Linked DNA regions of Homo sapiens: region 2 is linked to region 1. A link is an interaction called in ENCODE POLR2A ChIA-PET data of the cell type or tissue named here. Cell type or tissue: IMR-90. All regions are shown on one strand. Each heading gives the region's core, and the rest is flanking DNA. Links, peaks and the distances in the headings are about the cores only.

Region 1 (10,540 bases), core at 4,757-9,756:
GAATATGTTTAGCCTTTATCAGTATTTACCTTTTATCATTCCTCTTAATATTTCCTGATTATCACGTGATTGCTTATAGTTGCTCATTGCACCTGCCAAATATTGATTTTTTAATGAATTGTGATAACCTATGTCTACCTTACTGTCTCCATTTTTATAAGGTATATTTCCACTTGTGTCTGAGTTTAAGGGTCTAAGTATTGCTTCAGATTGTAACTATCATGGGTCATTTCTGTAAGAGTGTAACTTTAAAATGTTATTTTTGGAAAAATTACTTAGAAATTCGAATCACCCTTGACTAATAACATGCTCTAGAAATGATAGTTGGTATTTAATCTTACGTTGACAATGTAGACAGAAAATTTTACTCTCTCACCCCTACCCAGGCATATCCTTACAGTAGGAAGTTACCTTCACATAGTAGAGGAAACAAACAGCCTTTTGAAGCTGCTTCCATATTTAGAAATTTCAACAATGTTCGAATCCTTAATCATATCTGAATATTATATTCATTTTATTTATTGTCTTGATTGGTATCTGGCAAATCATACTTGTGTCCGAGGAGTGGTGGGTTAATTTTTCATGGACTGAGCCTTGAACTAGTTTCTCAGTGAGATGCAATGGATGGACCCATATCTAGCCAAAGATGGCACTGATTGACACCTGGACTCATCAAGACTGGATCTGTGAGTTATGTGCACAGCATAAGAGTAGTGCTTGAGAAGAATGGCTCAGTAGTAAATAATCAAAATAAATCACATACAATTAAGTAGGAAAGTAAAAGAGTTGAGGTACCTGAGGCAGACAATGAAGTCTATGAGATTAGTGGAAGTGTGTTTACACTGGCTGTTCTAACTCTGAACTCCCTTCCATTGTCAGGACTTAGTCCTGACTGAGGTCACAAGTTTGCTGCCCAAGAGCTTGTGCCCCCAAATTTTCTTTTAGCATGTTAAGCTAATGAACTGATAGATGCCCAAGGACATTTATTTTTGTCTCCTTTCCCATCAGTTTTATAACTAGATATGAAATATAGCAGTACAAACTTGACCTTGTACCTGTTTTAGAGTTATCACCTTTTAAGACTTTCCCCATACATTCAGTTTCCTCATATCATTTAACAGTTAATTCAAATAGTCAGAAATAGAGTAACTTAATGGCATTTATATTGATGAAATATAGTTCCTTAGGACCTATGAAATCCATCTTATTTTGTATTTCACCAAAGACCTTTGGATAGTATTGAAATTATAAAAGACTTGCATAATCAGCATCAACTTTTTCTATACAAGCCATTTCCCCAAGTCCAATAATTTTTGTTCTTCCTAAAATCAATATATATCATCAATATCAATATAGATGAATTCTCTAGGCTATCAGCTCTCAGTTACCACTTTATGGGTCAATTACTGAACATTTTTCATCTTCATTTGAGTTTCTTTTTAAGTTTGGATATTTCTGAGTCATATTTCTATTCTCTGAAGCAGATATACAAAACATTGAAACACTTTTTAAATGGGCTGCAATAAAGTTATTTAAAAGGAATTTACTGAAAATTTGCACAGTACAACTTATTTCAGTAATTAGGGTAGTCATTAAGGTAATGTTTTCCCTTTCTTCACAAAGCTTCGTAGAATAACTCTAAACATAAGCTATTGTTTAGTTTGCCTAGGTTAGCTCATAGAATGCAATGAAATAAAGCATTCAACTAACTACATAAGGTAGAAATGGTTTGTATGAGAGAGGTGTTTAGATGAAATTTAAAAGCTATTAAAAATATTTACACTATTAACTATAGAAAACTTTCATAGGCATCCCTAGTCACTGAAAGCATGTCTAATTCTGGCCTGTCCTTCGTACAGTGGTACATCCAATTCCAAAATGGATAAATCAATGAAATTTACTCAAATCTTAAACTGTCCTAGAGGCTGCCAACTTGAGTTTCATCCAGAGGCATCTTGAATGGCCATTTAGATTGTAAAGGTAGCTGGGAAGTTTACACTTTTATCAAACCATAAACATTTTCATGTATGTTTTAAGAAGATATATGAATTTTAGTTGCTCTGGAATGTTTTGAGTTACATTTTGATTGACTAAACATTACAGAGAGAGAGAGAGACCAAATTGTGGTAAAAATTTAATTTTATACTTTTATTACTTAGTGACTGAGGGTTTCAAATCTTCATGACGTATAGTAAGCATTGAAGTTGGACTAGGAAAAAAAGCAGGAGATAGATCTTCCTAGGAATAACTGATTTTTTCTTTATTGTCAACAAGATGACTAAAAATATATTTAACATGTTAGCTTAGAATTTATTTATTTATTTAATTTATTTTTTGAGACAGACTTTCACTCTTCTTGCCCAGGCTGGAGTGCAATGGCACGATCTTGGCTCACTGCAACCTCCACTTCCTGAGTTCAAGCCGTTTTCCTGGCTCAGCCTCCCAAGTAGCTGGGATTACAGGCACCTGCCACCACCACTCCTGGCTAATTTTTTTTGTATTTTTAGTAGAGATGGGGTTTCACCATGTTGGCCAGGCTGGTCTTAAACTCCTGACCTCAGGTGATCCACCCACCTCAGCTTCCCAAAGTGCTGGGATTACAGGCATAAGCCACCATACCTGGCCAGAATATATGTATTATATTGGAGGAAAATTATGGTTAATTTCATTACCACTTTGTATGTACTTATAAGCAAGCTGATTTTAGAAATAATTGTATAGTCATTTCAGAAACACTATATATTCAGCATATATAAGTTATACATGTGGAGGTAAAATGCATTTAAGTAACTTTTCAAGAAAAAACTAATTTAGGATTTGAATGAAAGGAAAATTGGAATGAAGTTAGTAATAATGTTAAGTTAAATTTCTTATTCCACTCAATTATTATAAAAGCTTATAAGTAACAGAAAAAAAAATCTGCTAATACAAATGCCAATGAACTCTAAGAGGCAAATGACATCTTCAAAGATTTTATATAAGTTTTTTTTTGTTGTTGTTTTTTGCCAATAGCTGACAATACTATGAATGACACTGATGTTCCTTTGGAAACAACTGAATGCATCCAAGGTCAAGGAGAAGGCTACAGGGGCACTGTCAATACCATTTGGAATGGAATTCCATGTCAGCGTTGGGATTCTCAGTATCCTCACGAGCATGACATGACTCCTGAAAATTTCAAGTGCAAGTGAGTAAAGTAGGCAAATGTTATACATTTCAGTAGGCCCTGGGGAAAATGAGGTAGAGTGGTTACTTTTTACTAATTTTGTGTTAGTGATCAAACTTCAGCGTGCCCAGTGATAATCAGGAGTTAAAAGGCAGATTACACCTCCACTCAGAGATTTTGATTCTCTTAATCTGGGATTTGGTCCTCAAATATGCATTTCATTAAGGACCCTAGGTGGTTCAGATCCAGAGGGTAGATTCACTATGCTTTGGGAAACACATCCCTAGGTGGATTTCTGATCACAGTTTTGCTCTTCTGGGTCTGTTTAGTAAATCAGTTAATAGTCATGGCAGCCAGGCATGTTTCAAAATACTGCCTTCTTAAATTTTCGTATTAGCTTTGGGAGGATTACACATTTTTCCTTTCGAAAGAATGGAAAGAAAAGGCCTACCACTGAAGAGTTATTAGCCTTAAAGATCTGTGAATAAAATAATTTTTCAAAGCTTAAATGAATGTGTTCAGTTGTTTCTGGATTTGCTTTGAAAAGTGGGGAAGCAAATCAATTGTGTAGATGACTCAAGCCAAAGAAACTGCCCTTGAGTATCAATTACATAGTTGTTTTGTGCATTCTCTATGGGTACTTTTCACACCATTTGACTTTTGCAGACAGGCACAGACACAATGCCATGTGTTTTTAAATTGTCCACCTTGTTATGAGGAACATAAAGTGATTGCTTTTGAAATTAATAACACACATCATTCATAGTGGCTTTTCTGAAATAGCACCTATAAATAACATATATTGGCTTTATGTAATTGGCTTTTAATAAGACAGCCTAACATTTCTGAATGAAGAGCTATGAGCACTAGTTGGCCCATCCGCCATAGGAGAGGGGAGATTTGTGTTGTATGTGTGTGTGTGCATGCACAAGCTTTAGCTAGTTCTGTAATTTATTTGTTTAAATAGTAAATATTAATCTAAGATTTTTTCCCATTAGTTTACAATAACAAAATTGACAGTTGTCATGCTGGGTTTATTTCCCTCATTTCCATCACAGCAATTCACTCTCTATTCGTGACCCATGGGTTTCACACCTGAGAAATACATATCAAAGTAGAAAAAACAAAGAAACAGAGAAAATATTAGTTATAAGGGACAAAGGAGATAGTGTCACTGCCATTCACATTTTTGTTAACTTCTAATGACTAGTAATACCCAATAAGAAATTGTGTACGTAAAGATACCTAGTGAAATTCATCTGTAAGAAAAACAGAATGGATATAAACATTTAATTCACAGACTTCACAAGTGAAGCTTAAGTATCAGAAGTTACCTGTTATATCTTGGTAGAATTTAAGCCATCTTTTCTTAATTTTGTTATTTGTTTTAAATAACCAAACATAAGTATTAAGAAACAAAGCTTGTGCGGTGTTATAAAACTGATAAAATCTGATTCAACATTTTTCTCAGGACATTGATTTACCATTTACTATTTGTGATCCAGTAGTGAGGGGGCGTACTGGTCACGTGTCTCTATTAAACATTAAACATGAAATATTACTTGCCCACTTGCCCCAGTACTGAGACCTTAAAAATGGCAATCTTTGGAACACTGTAACTGAACAACACTGCCTGTGATGAATCGACATGAATCATAAAATCATCAATTTACTTTAGTAATTGTAAACCATCCTTTCTTCAAGTGAAAAGTAAGGACCTAGTAAAAATATCTGGGCAAATCTTGACTTTCATTCTTGCTTAATCTAGATTATTGATTGAGGTGCTTCTAATACAGATGTTAAAGTCAGTCCAAACTAAGACTTTGATAGCCCTCGATCTTCACTTAATTAGCTTGTCTAAATGAACAATCCAGAACTTTGGGAGGATGAGACGGGAGGATGGCTTGAGGTCAGGAGTTCAAGACCAGCCTGGGCAACAAAGGGTGACTCCATCTCTACCAAATAATAGAAAATAAAACCAAAGTGTATGCAAAGTTCATGTAAAATTTAACACACATATTTTATACTGACATAGATTTTTTTTAAAAATGTAAGTATAAATTGCTTGTCTCATCTATTCCAGTTAATAATTTTATAAGAAGGCTAAAGGTTTGAATATGGGTTATGAACACTTAACTATACAGTGGCTTTAATTATTGGTGGCCGATGTTCTCATATCCTTAAATAATAGTTTGTGTCAGGACTTACTTTGATGAGATAAGACTAATACTTATTGACTTTCTAACCCAACACAAGCTTCTTCCTTAAAAATTTCTCAGTTTCGGCCGGGTGCGGTGGCTCATGCCTGTAATTCCCACACTTTGGGAGGCCAAGGTGGGCAGATCACCAGGTCAGGAGATTGAGACCATCCTGGCTAACACGGTGAAACCCTGTCTCTACTAAAAAAAAAAAAAACAATTAGCCGGGCGTGGTGGCAGGCACCTGTAATCCCAGCTACTCGGGAGGCTGAGGCAGGAGAATGGCGTGAACCTGGGAGGCGGAGCTTGCAGTGAGCCGATATCACGCCACTGCACTCCAGCTTGGGCGACAGAACGAGACTCTGTTTAAAAAAAAAACAAAAAAAAAACCTCAGTTTCGAATGGTCCATTTGGATATTAAGATAATTGTATAATAGTACTTCTAATTGGACCTAAGTGATACAAATACTGTGGTTTCCAAAAGATTGAATATTAATATAGTTATTAAAAAGGAATCTATGAAATGAAAGCACCTACTTATTTAAAATTAGCATATTTAATAAATTTTATTTATTATGAAATCCATATTTTATTTAATGTGAACCTTATTTATATTGATAGAAAACCATTAAAAGTCTTCTACATACAGAGAATATTAGCATAGATTTTTTTCTTATTAGGAACTCTAAATTTCTAATTAAAATACTGGTAAAATGAAGAATATACGTGTACTACATTGAAAATGTGTTCTATAGTTCGTTTTTCTATAGTATAACTGGGCCTTAATTTTACAGAAATATATATAAAGATTTTAGGTAACCTCTCTAAATCAATAAATAATTGCTTTGTAATTAAAATAAATCAATGCATCAAATTAAATAAATCAAAGAAATGCAGAACTCAAGGAAAAATAGCTATCATATTTTTGTGGCACATATTTGAATAGATTGAACTTCCATTTTAAATGAGAGTAATTAATTACTATTGATAATAACCTTTCTTCCACAAAGAGAGATATGTGTTGTTTCTACACAATATGTGGGCCATGAACATGTAATAAATAACAGGCCAATGTTTTGAAATGGTACCAATTGAGAGTCTCAATCTTAAGACTGAGTGAGAAGAATGCAGCGGTACCGTTTCTCTCTTTTATGAAGCAGTAATGTTTGGGTGAAACTCTAGGCCTGTGGAAGGAAAAAAATATTAACATATGACAGCATTTATTTCAGTAATTTGGGCAGAGTCAGTTATGTATACTGAATATTAAATTGTTATAGCTATTCTGAGTCCAAAAAGTTAGAACTCTATTTATAAACATGCATACATTCTAGAATTCTAGAAATGTAATAGCGCTGACTTCACCAACGTAAGAACTCCGGCAATTTACATTAACATGCTTATTCTCAATAGGGACCTACGAGAAAATTACTGCCGAAATCCAGATGGGTCTGAATCACCCTGGTGTTTTACCACTGATCCAAACATCCGAGTTGGCTACTGCTCCCAAATTCCAAACTGTGATATGTCACATGGACAAGGTAATAGCTGACATTCTGCAGGGTGGGCATGATTAAATTCAGGGGAAATGCCTAAAGGGAGGACACATTTTACAGCATAAGATCTACTTCTTGCTGCACTGGTTTTGCTGGCTTGCAAACAAAATCACCAAGTTTGAAGCTGGATTTTTCTTATGTTTATTCACTCAAGATTTATTTATTTAGCTGAGTGTATGCTACTGACAGCCACAGTTCTAAGCCTTGGAGATATACCAGTAAACAAAACTAAGCTATCTGACCCCCTGGAGCTAATATTCAACTGATAGAAAATAAGCAAAATAAAAATGAGAATGGGAATATTACAGTAGTTTGTCATAAGCAGTAGAGAGAAAAATGTCGCAGAGTTAGAAAAGAGGGGTGCTGCTCTTTTATATTTTAATGTTCAGGGAAGATCTTACTTGCTATAAGATCTTACTTGCTTAACATATAAGAAGGACCCAAGGGCAGTGAGGGAGCAGCATGTGCCATGCACATATATGTGTAAGAGTATTCTAGATAAAGAAAACTGCAAATGCAAATGGTGTGAGATGAGGGAGTTCTGGGAAAGTTAAATAAATAAGCACATCACTATAGCTAGTACAAAATAAGTAAGATGAAGAGTAGTAGGAGATGAGATTAGAGAGGCAATTGGGCTAAAATTGCATCAGCCTTTCAGGAATTGTTTGCCCTTTTGCTCTGAAAGAGAAAGGACTCTTAGGACTCTTCTCTGAAGGGAGAAATTACACAATCTGACTAAGTTTTAACTGGATCACTCTGGCTGCATTTCGGAAAATAGCTAGAATTCTTGACAAGGGTTAAAACAGGAGAACCAATGAAGTGGTTGTTTCAGTAATTCAGACTACAGATGGGAGTGACTTGACCCTGGTTGTTAGCAGTGTAGCTGCTGGATAATGGTGGGGTTTGAGGGAAATCACCATTGCATTTGGAAACATAGATGCCATTGAAGATAACTGCCTCAGGGAGCGGTAGTAAAATCAGATTGAAATAGATTTTTAAGTCAAAAAATAATAGATGATGGTGAGGTTGCTGAGAAAAGGAAATGCTTATATCCCCCTGTTGGGAATGTAAATTGATTCAGCCACATGGAGATTTCTCAAAAAACTTAAAACACAACTACCATTCAACACAGCAATCCCATTACTGGGTGTATACCCAAAGGAATATACATCATTCTACCATAAAGAAACATGCATGCATATGCATGCAAAATAATCTATGCACCCAACCCCGGTGACACACAATTTACATATAACAAACCTACCTATGTACCCATGAACGTAAAATAATTTTTTTAAAAGGTAGATTTTTCAAAGAAATAATTTGTTAAATATTAATAATAAAGTTGAATCCTGGGAATTACTGATGTATAGTAAATTGAGAGTTATCCTTTTTAAATGATCATGTTCTATTTCACATAGACTTAATTGTGATGGTCATGATCGTGGTTAGCCCTAAATCATCCTTGAAATCCCAAGCCAAATTTAAAGCTCCATCTCATAGACCTACTGCCCTAGGCATACTTCTATCCTTTAACTTTTTCCACAGTGTCATTCTTCACGAGCAACTCTGAAAATAGAGTTGTAGAGGGAAGAGGGGATGAGTCCCTTTTCAGTCAATTTCACTGTTCCTTTAAGGATCAGTTAGAAATAAAGTTGAAGCCAATGATTAAGGGAAGTTTGGTACCAGCTGAGTCTTCTGTGTTCCTGTCTCATTTACTTGAACATTTGTTAATAATTTGTGAGTGATAAAGGAAAACAATTATTTGATAAACCTTTGGTGTGTATTAAGATATTTTATATACATATACGTCACTTAAAAAGGATCAGGTAATAGAATATGAAAATTTTGGATTCTGGAGGGTAAACATGTTATTGCTTATCAGATCATTCATTCATAGGTGAAAATATTAGTTTTATGGAATTTAAGTAACTTGCCTAAATTCTCAAATACAGATATATCTACAGATAGATCTATCTACTTAGATCTAGGTATTTTTCTATAGATATAAATCTACACACACAGATATATATATATGTGTATATATATCTATATGTGTGTATATCTATCTATATATATATATGAAAGATGTTACTCTTATCCTTCTCCATAAAACAGAAAATATAAGTTCTACATATAGTTAGATGAGTGGAAACATTTTTCAAATCTTGCAACATCTGAATTAATATATATATAAATATTCTTCCAACTGGATATTAAAAACACTATTAAAGAAAAATGAAAACTGAAATTACAGAATTTCTTTAAAATGTTGATAAAACACTACATATTATATATACTATATATTGTATACTTAAGGCAGTAAACAATATAATTTAAATATTTATATCAATATCATAAAATGTATTTACAGTTATTTCAGTCTTAAAATATATTCTAATGAGAGTATATACAGTCAGAAAATTGTAACCAAAAATCATCTGGATTTTCTTGCTCTGTATTAATGGTATACATTTGATATATCCATAGGCATATTTCTGTCTTTATTTTCATCTTTCTGGATATTAGTTTTTGAATATTTAAAACCTTAACATTGGATAATAGTAAATACTATATGAAAGGGTAAATTCAGAGAAGTGTCCTCTTCTCTTGCTTCCATGCCATTCCATTTCTACTTTCTACTCACCATTGCAAGTAGACAATTTCATTAGTTTCTTGTTTATGGCTCTTGAGTATTTTCCATTCTTTACTTTTTTGGAATGTATGTGTAGGTTTGTTACATAGGTAAACTTGTGTTATGGGGGTTTGTTGTACAGACAATTTCATCGCCCGGGTACTAAGGCTAGTACCCATTAGTTATTTTTCCCAGCATAAAATCTTAACGTTGATGTAAATTTGCAGATGACCTTTCATAGTCAAATGTACAGTTTTCATTCATATAAAAATTAAGAATGTTAAATATAAAAAGTCACTTTAAAAACGTTCGGTATTATTTAAAAGTATAGAATATTTTTAAAAGTAGAATAATTCTTTTTAAATTTGCAATGCAACATATATATATATATATACCTTTTTAAATTTCTTTTTTTTTTTTTTTTTTGAGACAGAATCTCGCTCTGTCGCCCAGGCTGGATTGCAGTGGCATGATCTTGGCTCATTGCAACCTCTGCCTCTGGGGTTCAAGCAATTCTCCTGCCTCAGCCTCCTGAGTAGCTGGGATTACAGGCACACGCCACCACACCCAGCTAATTTTTTATATTTTTGGTAGAAATGGGGTTTCACCATGTTGACCAGGCTGGTCTTGAACTCCTGACCTCAAGTGATCCACCTGCCTCATCCTCCCAAAGTGCTGAGATTACAGGTGTGAGCCACCGCGCCTGACCAACTTATATTTTTTGAAGAACTTGATTTCTGACTACATTTCTTTTGATTAAAAATATGAACAATATGGCCGGGCGCAGTGGCTCATGCCTGTAATCCCAGCACTTTGGAAGTCCGAGGCGGGCGGATCACTTGAGGTCAGGAGTTTGAGACGAGTCTGGCCAACATGGTGAAACCCCATCTCTACTAAAAATATAAAAAATTAGCCAGGTGTGGTGATGCATGCCTGTAATCCCAGCTACACAGGAGGCTAAGGCAGGAGAACACAAATTGCTCAATTA
Region 2 (11,352 bases), core at 3,429-8,428, 310 kb before region 1:
TCTTATCTGATTGTAAACTTTCAAATTTCTCATCACTTTCCTAGGAGAGTAAGATTTGCTATAGGGAGTTATACTTTGTAAGTTATTCCTTTCTGTACATTATTTGTGAGTTTTACTATGAGTGCAATTATAGTAATTCTGTTATACACTACTGAATATATATTTAATGAATGAATTTACATTTAATCAGTTTGTGTTAAAGTCACTTAATGAGATGCTTCACTTTTCTGTGTTAAAAGCAGGTCAAGGCCAACTGAAAGACTCTGAGCAATACATTATTCAGTGCTCAATTTCTGCATAACTTGTACCTTTATGGTGATTCATGGTTTAAATAAGTCAGTTAATAATATTTCCTGTAACCATTTCTAATAATTCTCTAAGGTCACTTTACTATTAATGTATTGGCAAACTGTATTTTTACTTACCAATACAGGGAAATGCTAACATTTATTTGTTTTGAAAATGGAACATGTAGAATAAGCTTGCATCCAATAACCAAAGAATAGAAGAGTGATAAAAGAGGCAGTGGGACTGGTCATTTGGACCTGAAGATACTCAGTTTTCAATATTTGAATTTATAGAAAACAGTAAATAAATATACTGGAACTTTATTCTCACACTGGTGATATTCATGAAAGTCTTGTTCAAAATAAACATGAAAAAGGACTTACTATCTGTGCAGGACATTTTACCTCTTGTTTTTTCTTTTCTCTAAGCCTTCCTTCTCCTCTCATTATCCTGATCATCTTGCCTCATTGTTAAAGGAGACAAATGCCACAGACAGTAACTATCATCATCCAAATCCACATACCACCTGGCTCGGTCAGCTTCCACTCTTCTTTCCTAGAATAATGAAGTTGATGTGCATTTTCCTAAAGGGCCATTCCTCTGTGTGTCACCTGGATCCATCTGTCCCTACCTTTCGACGAGCTTTATTTTTTACCTCTCTTCTATTTCCTGCATCTTTTTCTTCCTTCTCTCTTTAACACCAGTCTTCTTATGCTTGAGTGACCCCTAGCTTTAAAATAGACTTTTCTTGACCCCCAGTCTACCCTACAGATGCCACCCTGTTTTCCAGCTCTGCATCCAGCCAAGGCACTTTGCAGATTTGCCTGCATTCAGATGCTCCTGCTGTCCATTCGTTCTGCCCTCCCCACCCCCCCAACCCAAGGCTGCCTACATAATGTGGATGAGTTCACCAGGCATTTTTTTGTTTGTTTTGTTTTGTTGTGTTTTTCTGAGATGGAGTTTCGCTCTTGTTGCCCAGGCTGGAGTGCAATGGCGTGATCTTGGCTCACTGCAACCTCCGCCTCCCTGGTTCAAGTGATTCTCCTGCCTCAGCCTCATGAGTAGCTGGCATTACAAGCATGCACCACCACACCTGGCTAATTTTGTATTTTTTAGTAGAGACGGGGTTTCTCCATGTTGGTCAGGCTGGTCTCAAACTCCCGACCTCAGGTGATCCACCCGTCTTGGCCTCCCAAAATGCTGGGATTACTGGTCTGAACCACTGTGCCCGGCCCTACTGGGCAGTTTTAAGTCCCCATCTTCCCTGTCTCCACACAGTGTCTTCCTTTTGACACATTTTTCTCTCATCCAAAACAGTCCAATCTCCTGATTTCTCTCCTGTTTCCATGGAAACTTGCTCTTACTTAGTTTTCTCAGGGACTGCTATTCTACTCTACTTTTTTTTGTTTTGTTTTCCTATGGCTTTAAACCATTTTTTTTTCCTGAAGCCTTCTGTTTTTTTTTTTTTTTTTTTGAATAAATTATTTAGCCAAGACTTCTTTTGAGCCTCATGCTTTAAATGTTATCATTTCTTGACATGTACACTTGCATATCTCACATGTATTGAAACCTCACCCTAAATTGAACTCTGTGCTTCTCTTCTCTATTCCTCAATTATCCCTGAACCAGTCATCCCTCCAGTCCTCTATCCTTCCAGATGCCCATGTCAGAAACCTGGCAGTTATTGAAGATACCGCTCTGTTATGCATCCTCCTGCTAAATCCACCACCAAGTCCTATTTGATTCTTTCTCAGAAATACCTCCTGAATTCTTCCCTTTCTAACCATCTCCACAAATAACAAAACCACTATGTATTTTCAGCTAGGTTACTGCAAAGCCTTCTGATTACTCTCCCTGCTTTATATTGTGCTCATCTCAAGTCCATTTTCCACACAGCAGCTAGGATGCACTCTTAAAATTCCAGATTCAATTATTTTACATTTGGCTTAAGATCTTCCAGTGACTTTCCATTTCACAGAAAATAAAATCATCTTCAGCATTTCCATTAGACTCCACATGATCTAGCCCTTGCCTCCCTCTCTGAACTCATTTTATGTCTTTTGTCCTCCTATGAGACCGAGCTAAACTCACTCTCTTTATGTTTTCTTAAAAAGGCTTCTTTTGTCTCCATGTGAGGGCCTTTGCACATGTTGTTCTGTTTGCTTGGAATGTTCTTCCTTTGTGCTCTTCACTGGAACATTTCTCTGGAATCACAGGAAATGCCTTTTCTTAGGAGAATTTTCTTTCAAATGTTTGCAGTCCAAATTAGAAATGCCTCTCCTGATATTGTCTTCTAGAGCATAATATTATATTGCTTTATAGAATGAATCATAATTTATTATACTATATTGAGAGGCAATGCAGGATGAGTTTTTTTCGTAGATAAAATGGGGATAATGATAATGTTTATCTTGCAGAGCATTTGCAAAGACGAAATGATTTACATTTGTAGAATATGTAGTAAATGCAGCACATAGTAGACACTATATAACTGTTTATATATTTATGGTATTTTTGTGTGTGCAGATAATTATGTCTGAAAGCATAAAACTACTACCTGCCATGATTCTTGGCATATAATAGGCTGCTAGTAAATATTTGCTTAATAAACTGATGAACTGTGCAATGTACCTTATAATTACGTTCAGTGATCTTCAGAGAAAAAAATGATGAATTATATTTGCAAGAATATGTAATAACTTATGACCCACTCATTAAAATAAGTATATGTTTTTGATGTGAAAATATCTTTAACATTTTATCTGGCCAGTCCCTTTTTTCTGGCAAATATGCTTTTTTTTATTATTCCCATTCTGCAGATGTGACAGTTTAGGTGCCAAGAGCCTGAATAACTTTCACAAATTACAGAGTTAATAAATGATTGGATGACTCCACTCATCCTCTTATCCTGGATTTTGTTGCAGCATTCCTATTGTTCTTTCTTTTTGGAAATATCCAGGGAACGATGTGAATATTTTTTATGGGGTTGACGAAGTTACTTTGATGATCGTTCTTAAATTTTCCATTTTGGGCAGTTATCGTTGGAGTTGATGTTTTCTCTCCCACAGCCTCTCTGCTGTTCAGGGCTCCATCACCTTGCCTCCAAGGTTCCCCTGGCACTCTTTAGTAACCTCTAAAGTGATATTTCTAAAAGGCTACCAGTTGTTCTTGATTCAGATTGCTTTCCTCTGTTAGCCTCTGTAGAAAGACAGTACCATCAGATTTCAAAATGACTAAACATTGATTCATGTTATTCAGTGTATTACTTTTCCAACCAGTCTTTCCTAATAAGAGGCAATGAAAATATTTAACATGTCCACACAACCAGGGCAAGCATCCCATATCATTTCTGGATCCTGCATCTATTTCATTGCTTTGGATTATTTTTTCTACATGCTCATTAAATTTGAGAACTAGAAGGGATGTCATATAATTTAATTCTCAAATTTATAAGCAGGGAAAGCAGGCTTCGGGAATATAAGCAGCAGACTCAGCGTTCCAGTATGGGTTGGTAGCTCAGATGAAAATAGCCATTGGTTTCTTAATGCACCTTTGTCACCAGCCTACTCACTTTTCCATTTGAAAGAGTAAGCAATGCAATACCGTTTAGGAGTATCAAACACAAATTCTATGAAAACTATATGGTTGATTTTAATGTTCATTTATATATTTACTTTTTAATCTTTTGCAGTTTAACAGCAATGCTCAGGATGTAAGCTGTTTTCAGCACCTTGTCCAAGCAAATGTAAGAAATAAAAAAGTGTTGAAAGACGCGGTGAATAATATCACAGCCAAAGGAATTACAGATTATAAGAAGGGCTTTAGTTTTGCTTTTGAACAGCTGCTTAATGTAAGTATCATGCTATGTCTTTTGTTGTTGTTGTTGTTCAATTGTAGTATCTGAATTTCAATATTCTGATAGTTACTACTCTCTGGGATTAGATAGTGCTGTTTTTCATTTATTTAAAACACAGATGTGTGCAGGCAGAAGAAACCTTTGAACTATTTTTATCTTTGAATTTAAAATTCAAAAGGCATCTAAAATGTAGATTTTTAAGTTTTTGATATTTTTTATCTATGTTTTAAAAAAATTTATAAGGAAATAATTTAATTTTGAATAAGCACTTGAAACTTAATTGGCCTATATAGAATATCATTACTTTTTCTTATCTCAATCACCACAGTATTTATCTGTAACCTTGCACTTTCAATCATCAAATGGTTACTGAGAACATTTTAGTTTTAAACATCTAGTTTGGGTCTTTAAATTGTTCCTAAAATGTACAGAAAGTTCCAAATGGTAGACATTAAGATGAACAGAAATGCAACTCCCGGAGCAGGAATTCTTTCTGAGTGAGGATTCCCCACAATCACTCATCAGTGTCTAGACTGTCAGATACTGGCGTGCTTATTGCCCCATGTTATAGCATGTGTCTTTTTTTTTTTTGAAATGGAGTTTCACTCTTGTCACCTAGGCTGGAGTGCAGTGGCACGATCTTGGCTCGTTGCAACCTCCGCTTCCTGGGTGCAAGCGATTTTCCTGCCTCAGCCTCCCAAGTAGCTGGGATTACAGGCACCCGCCACCATGCCCAGCTAATTTTTGTATTTTTAGTAGAGACGGGGTTTCACCATGTTGGCCAAGCTGGTGTTGAACTTCTGACCCCAGGTGATCCACCCGCCTTGGCCTCCCAATGTGCTGGGATTACAGGCATGAGCTACCGCTTCCAGCCTTATAGTGTGTGTCTCATACTGTGGACTAGTGTTTTTAAATTGCCTTGCCCTCTATTTCACTTTGAGTTACTTAAAAGCAGGGACCATTGTTCAATTATTTTATTTCTTACTAGGCAATATTATTATCATGTTTGAGAGTAGGAACCTTACTTCTCTGCACCTTGGTTTCCACTTGTATGCATTAGAGGTCACTATGACATGTACCTCAGAGAATTGTGCATAAGATTGTCCACGGAACCTGGCATGTAGCAAACCACACGCAGGTGTAGGTTGCTGGGTGGTATTGGAGTCATGGTCATTATTGCTGTAATTACTAGCCCACATCTGGTAAAAAGTCAGATCATAATGTCTGTTAATATTTGCTGAATCACTGAATGAACTCTTATATTTGATCTTTATGCAAATATGAGTTTGTTGTTCCTGAGTGAATATTCTAAATAGTTTTTGAGATATCCAATTGGGTGATTCATTTATTCATTCAGCCAAAATTTATTGAATGCATCACCATTTCCTGTCATAGTGCTGGTGCTGGAATTATAGAAGTAAACAGGACCAGCTGCTCTGAGTGCTAAATCATCATCCACAGAACAGTGTGCAAGTGCCATTACAGGATATTTAGCGTGTTCCCTGGGACAGCACAGAGGATGGGCCCAGCTCCTCAAAGGAGGTCAGGAAAAGTGTGGCATTTCCGTGAAAATGAGGTTTTGAAGAATGATTAGAACTTAGGTAGGTAGAGGAAGGGAAAATTATTTCAGAAAAAGGAGCATATTTTAGACAAATCACAGAAGTGTGACACAACATAGCACAGTAAAAAATTGCAGATGGCTGGCATAGTTGGGACATGAGCAATATAGGAACTTGATGGAAATGGAAAGGCCATGAGGTATCAGTTAAGGAAGTGTTTAGGGGCAAAGGAAAACTTTATAGTATGGCCTTGGAGTGTTCTAAGTTAAGGAAGGTATTCGTAGAGATGCTGGTGTGGGAATAGAAGTGAGGAGCTATTAAGGAGCATGGCATGGGAACTGATTAAGTGGTGTGGGCTGGGTTGCAGAGTGAGAGGGGCTTAGGTGACTCTACATTCTCTGAACTGAACTAGTAAGTAGATGATTGCACAGGAACACACATAGAGGAAATGTGGGGGTAGAAATAGCTCAGTTTCAGATATGTTGAATTTGAGGTCATGTTATTTAATAGACACCGTTAGATTAAGAAGACAGAAAATCAGAGATGTGCAGCCCTGCTATTTCCAAGGGAAATAATGTGTGGTGAGATGCATATGTTTGTTAAATGTTGTATGTTCATTAATAAAAATTAAAAGCTCAAAACTACAAAATTGTACTGTAATTAACCGTTAGATTAAGATGTATCCTTCCTCTAGTAAAGGAATATGGTTGTTTTTGATAAAAATTATTTTTTGCTTAAGTCAATAATTGAGTTTCCTTGATCTTGGCATTTTAATTATTCTTCTTAGTATTTTTTTTCCCCTCACTTCATTGCCTCCTGTTTAGGTTTCAGTTGTGAAATGATCAGGAGTTTCAAGTGTAAAGTACAATTTCAGAGGTAGCCTCACTAGAGAGGCCACATTAACTTCCAGATTTATTACTAGTTGCTGATAAAATATGATTTAACTCCTATTGGCCTCTCCTGCTGCCTTTATAACTGCTACAATTGTAGTGATTTTTAAAATATGGTCCCAGTTGTTCCCTAAGTAAGTCTAATGTGTTTTACTTTCCATACATCCCACATATATATTGAAATTCTTTATGTTAAAATAATTTGAAGCATATTGTGTTTTCTTTCAAACACTTCCAGTCATCTTATTGCTCAAATGCCATTCTGGTTTTTTTTTTGTCCTCGCAGCATTTACCTTTAAGATCACTGAAGCAAGTATTAAATAGCATTAGACATATCAGTCCCAAAGTAAAACTTACATTTAGATTTGAATTAATCTTCAGGTACCATTTCATAAAATATTACCATATATATGCATTTTTCAAAAAAACTTTATATAGAGTGTATATATGATAGATGCTGTGCTATATACTGGCACACAGAAATACAGCAAACTACCATATTAAAGTAAGTTACCAACTCTACTAATTGTAATTTTATTGAAACAATCTTGTTTTTTTGGCTTAATTTGTTCAAAGCCAGTTAATTGTTGTCGCTGTGTGATTCTTTAGATAATTGCAAATGCATGGAAAATTTGCTATTATGTACTTGGCTCCACCACAAGTCCTGAGAGGCTACTCCTAGGAAAAATCATGTTGAAGGCAAAACAATTTCTTTATTTTCCCCATATTCCTTCTTTTGTGTATGCCCTAACATCTCTCTCTCGGGAAATGTTGTTATAATTTTATTTACGTAAGTATACAAATGATCAGCAAGACCTAATGTGTTGATTTACATTGATATTTGCATCCAATAATAGTACTTTCAGTACTTCAAAAACAAAACCATGTCCTATGGTTTTGTTTAACATTTTTACAGGATAGTTCTTTAGGTACATATTATTTTGACTATTTTACACATGCAGATAAAAAAGACAAATCACTAGAGAAACTAATTTTAGTTAAGGGATTTGAGGCATGTTTCACAAAACTATTTTGATGATAAAATAGGCAACTTTTTGTGTAGTCAGATTTTCAGATAGGTTACCTTCAAAGATAACAGCCATGTTGAAAGTGACAAATTATATTAGTTAATACTTGTGCTTTCACAATGTTTGATTAAAAGCTTTTACTGCCAATGTTCTAATGGCTGAGTCCATGGAATGAGATGACCTGAAACAGGATCTTTTCATTAATAAAGAAAAACGTTGTATTTATTAATTTTCACAAGGGAAAATGGGTTTTATCTTCTTTGAAAAAATAAGGTAGAGCATGGACCTTCAATGACTTAGAACACTAAAGAAAAAATAATTTTTAAAAAATATTAGTCATTTAAAAGCCAGGGCTGTGCCATGCTGTACAATATGGTAACAACAATCACAGGTGGCTAGTGAGCACTTGAAAGGTGGCTGATCTGAAATGATATGTTGTGTAAGTATAAAATGCATACTGAAGTTTGAAGACTTATGGAAGAAAAAGCTGTATAACATCTCAATATTGATTGATACCTAATATTGATTAATATTTTGGATGACTGGGTTAAAGAAAATATATTATTAGGATTAATGTCAGATATTTCTTATTACTCCCCTTAAAGTAGTTATTAGAAAATTTAAAGTTCCATATGAGGCTCATGTTATATTTCTTTTGGACAGCACTGAACCTAGGGTTGACATTTTCAAAGAAGCTGAGCATTCATAAATTAGTGTGATCTTTTATTCTCAGCATTTAAAGCAAACACATTTCACAACAGTAGAAAAGTTAAGATAATAATTTTGGACCTCGGAGAAGTCCAGCTTTCTAAATTAATTGTTCATTTTAATGGCCCTTTGGTGCTAATCCATCATTCTCCCATATCTAACTCTTTTGGAGACCTTAAAGTGTAAGAAGATTTACCATGGACTTGAGTCTTTCAGGATTAGAATATGTGTGGTTGGTTGAGAGAGGATAAGAGGACATCCTGGGAATAGGTATCAGCATTTACAAAGGAACAAAAGAGCATTGCATTTTAGGTGACCAGTGTTAGGATTTGTGATTTCAAACATGTGAAGTGAATAAAGTAGAATGAATAAAGAGGGAAGAAAACACTTATTTGAAAGTGGATTGAAGATACACATTTTAAATTAATGTTATTTTTTGTTTATACTATAAAATCATATGTGCATAAAATTGACATTTATTAAAAGCTCATTTTTTTAATAAACTACTGAGATTTTATTATGTGCTAGGCAGTCTTCTATGGAGGGACAAAGAAGTCTTTGAGCAAAAAAGACAAAGCTTCCTTCCCTTATGTAGCTTACATTCTGTTGGGGGATACCAACAATAAACAAACAAGAAAATAAAATATGTATATAAAAGAAAGTAAAATGCTATGAAGAAACATACTATCTTGGAGGGAGACTGCAATTTAAAACATAGTTGTGAGTAATCACCTCATGATAAAGTGGCGTATGATCAAAGACTGAAGGAAGTGAGATAGACTTATGGTTATCTGGGTGGTGAGGGGAAGGCCTGGTGAAGGGGGTGGGCCTGAACTGATCCAGGAACCAGTTCTTAGAATATATTTTGTGAGCAGATATTTCATTAATTACTTGCAACCTGCTCATGCTCGTTCCATATAGCTTTATTTTCTCTTTTATTGTGAATAATACGCATATTGTTTTGTTTGGTTTTGTTTTTAACAGTATAATGTTTCCAGAGCAAACTGCAATAAGATTATTATGCTATTCACGGATGGAGGAGAAGAGAGAGCCCAGGAGATATTTAACAAATACAATAAAGATAAAAAAGTGAGTGTAATTTTATAATATTTAAATTTTAATAATGATCTAGGTGGTTTTTAAAGAGATAGTGGGTAGTGGTAGTGAGGGGAGAATTTTTGATTTAAAACCTGATTGTGCCAATTATAAAGCCATATGAATCATAGATTATAAACTAATAGGTGTATTAGAGAGCTGTTAAGTATAATATTTATATCATATTCACAAGCAACTCATGCCTAATATGTTAATAAAGTATATGTATGGGTCCTATTTTATTCTTATGCATAGATTGTAAATAAAATGTTATTAAAATAGAGAAATCAAAGGAATGGTAAAATAGGAAAAATTTTAAACTTTAAGGTTTATTGGATAAAATTTATTATATTATTTAATTATTAAAGATTGCAGTAATACTCAAATTTCCTAAATACTCAAAAAATGTCTAAGTATTGTTTTGTAAATTTACAAAAAGGCAGTTTACAACAGCAAAAACTACATCCTCATTTGAAAACTGATTCCTTTCAAGAAAAGATGAAGACAAATCCTTTTATAGGTATAATGTATTAAAAGAAAGCATTTCATAAGCAAATGAAGACTGTGAAGATTAGTGTTTGTAGTTGGAATATATTTGAATGTATGTTTTACTATAAGGGAAGAGTATTACAGAGAGGGACCTCATTGAACCTGATACTGTGGAGGAATATCAGCTTCAATCAAAACTCTAACTACTTTTTCTAGCCGTCCTATTATCAGCTTATTTCAATTTTCTGACCAACACTCCACATTTTGTAAGAATACTGTGATTCTCAACCTGGTTTCCTAAAATGCTAATGATTCATTTAAAAAGTAATGAGAAATTATAAACTCTTTCTGGTGTTTCAAAAATTTCTACAAAAATCATACATTTATATATAAGAAGACTCTGCAGGGTAAAATGCCCATTCACTTTGCTTCTGATTGGAATTTTCACCATTTTGAAAGGTGTGGTTATTGCTAGCTCTAATGGATTGTTTTATATGTGCTTGAGGAACACACATGGATTGGGTGTTGAAAAGCGAGACAAAAATGAATATGTTCAGATGGTTTGGTGACAAAATATTGTGAATAATGGCGAACAGTTTGATGAAAATTTTTGGAACCCTTTAAGATACTCTAGGTGCTAAAATTTTCGGCCTATGAGTATTTGAAAATGATCAAAAGACTGAAATAATACACATATAATTTCAAATTAATTAAACTCTGCTTACTGCATGTACTACAGTGTCATACAGTTTAATGTAAGGTTTAAGGGTACATCTTTTGGTTTTTGTTTAGCATCTGGTGATTTTAATAGCATAGAGGAACCACTTTTGAAAAGTTGATAAATGAACTGAGCTGTTAATAGATTGTGAATATTTTCAAGTGATAACTAGATTCTACGAATATTTCTTTCAAAGAAATCATCAGAAATGAATGGGAATATCCAGATGCATTAACTAATATGTGCATATCTTTATTTAATAACTCTTACTCCTTAATCAAAATTCAGGGTAATCCTCACCACCTGGAAGATGTCCCTGAACCTCCTTGCCACTGTAGGCTCCTTTAGATGCTTGGCCTCTGATCCCATAGCACACTGTGCAAAGCCATATACATATCCTTCACTCTGTACTCTACCCATGGCATCTCTCCTCTGTTCCTCTCTGGATTAAAAAAAAAAAATCTACAGTATTGGGACAGTGTCCTGTTTAACTGTGAACTTTAGGCATGCAGCCCAGAGCACAGATCCAGTGATAGTTCCTAATACATCACAACAAATAAATTGAGAATACGTAACAGAGGTTGGAAGCATGAGTGCTGTTACAGGACAGATTTATAATTATAAAATATAACTGGGGGCAAGGAATATGCTGCTTTCACATATTTTAAATAATCTAGCATTTCCTTATTTTGAAGAACTCAAATATAACAAAAGTTTAACA

The links. ChIA-PET counts read pairs that join two places held together with the same protein. Peaks named below come from ENCODE experiments on the same cell type or tissue, not always from the same donor. Only the 100,000 strongest peaks of a DNase experiment are listed, where the experiment ranks them.
Region 2: POLR2A ChIA-PET joins it to region 1 with 13 read pairs; 1 of 35 experiments calls an interaction of 5 or more read pairs at or near these places.

What each region holds. Positions count from the first base shown.
Region 1 is chr7:81,722,252-81,732,791 of GRCh38, reverse strand. HGF (hepatocyte growth factor) reads left to right here. Exons shown (of 18, transcript NM_000601.6): 8 at 3,013-3,187; 9 at 6,775-6,902. Among named protein-coding and RNA genes, the nearest start is that of HGF, 43 kb to the left of the region's middle. In IMR-90, for the core only: no CTCF peak of the experiment used is centred there; DNase peaks (open chromatin) are centred at 6,841 and 7,561; H3K27ac peaks cover 2,909 bases.
Region 2 is chr7:82,030,863-82,042,214 of GRCh38, reverse strand. CACNA2D1 (calcium voltage-gated channel auxiliary subunit alpha2delta 1) reads left to right here. Exons shown (of 39, transcript NM_000722.4): 11 at 3,980-4,138; 12 at 9,314-9,418. Among named protein-coding and RNA genes, the nearest start is that of CACNA2D1-AS1, 27 kb to the right of the region's middle. In IMR-90, for the core only: no CTCF peak of the experiment used is centred there; a DNase peak (open chromatin) is centred at 5,534; H3K27ac peaks cover 1,319 bases.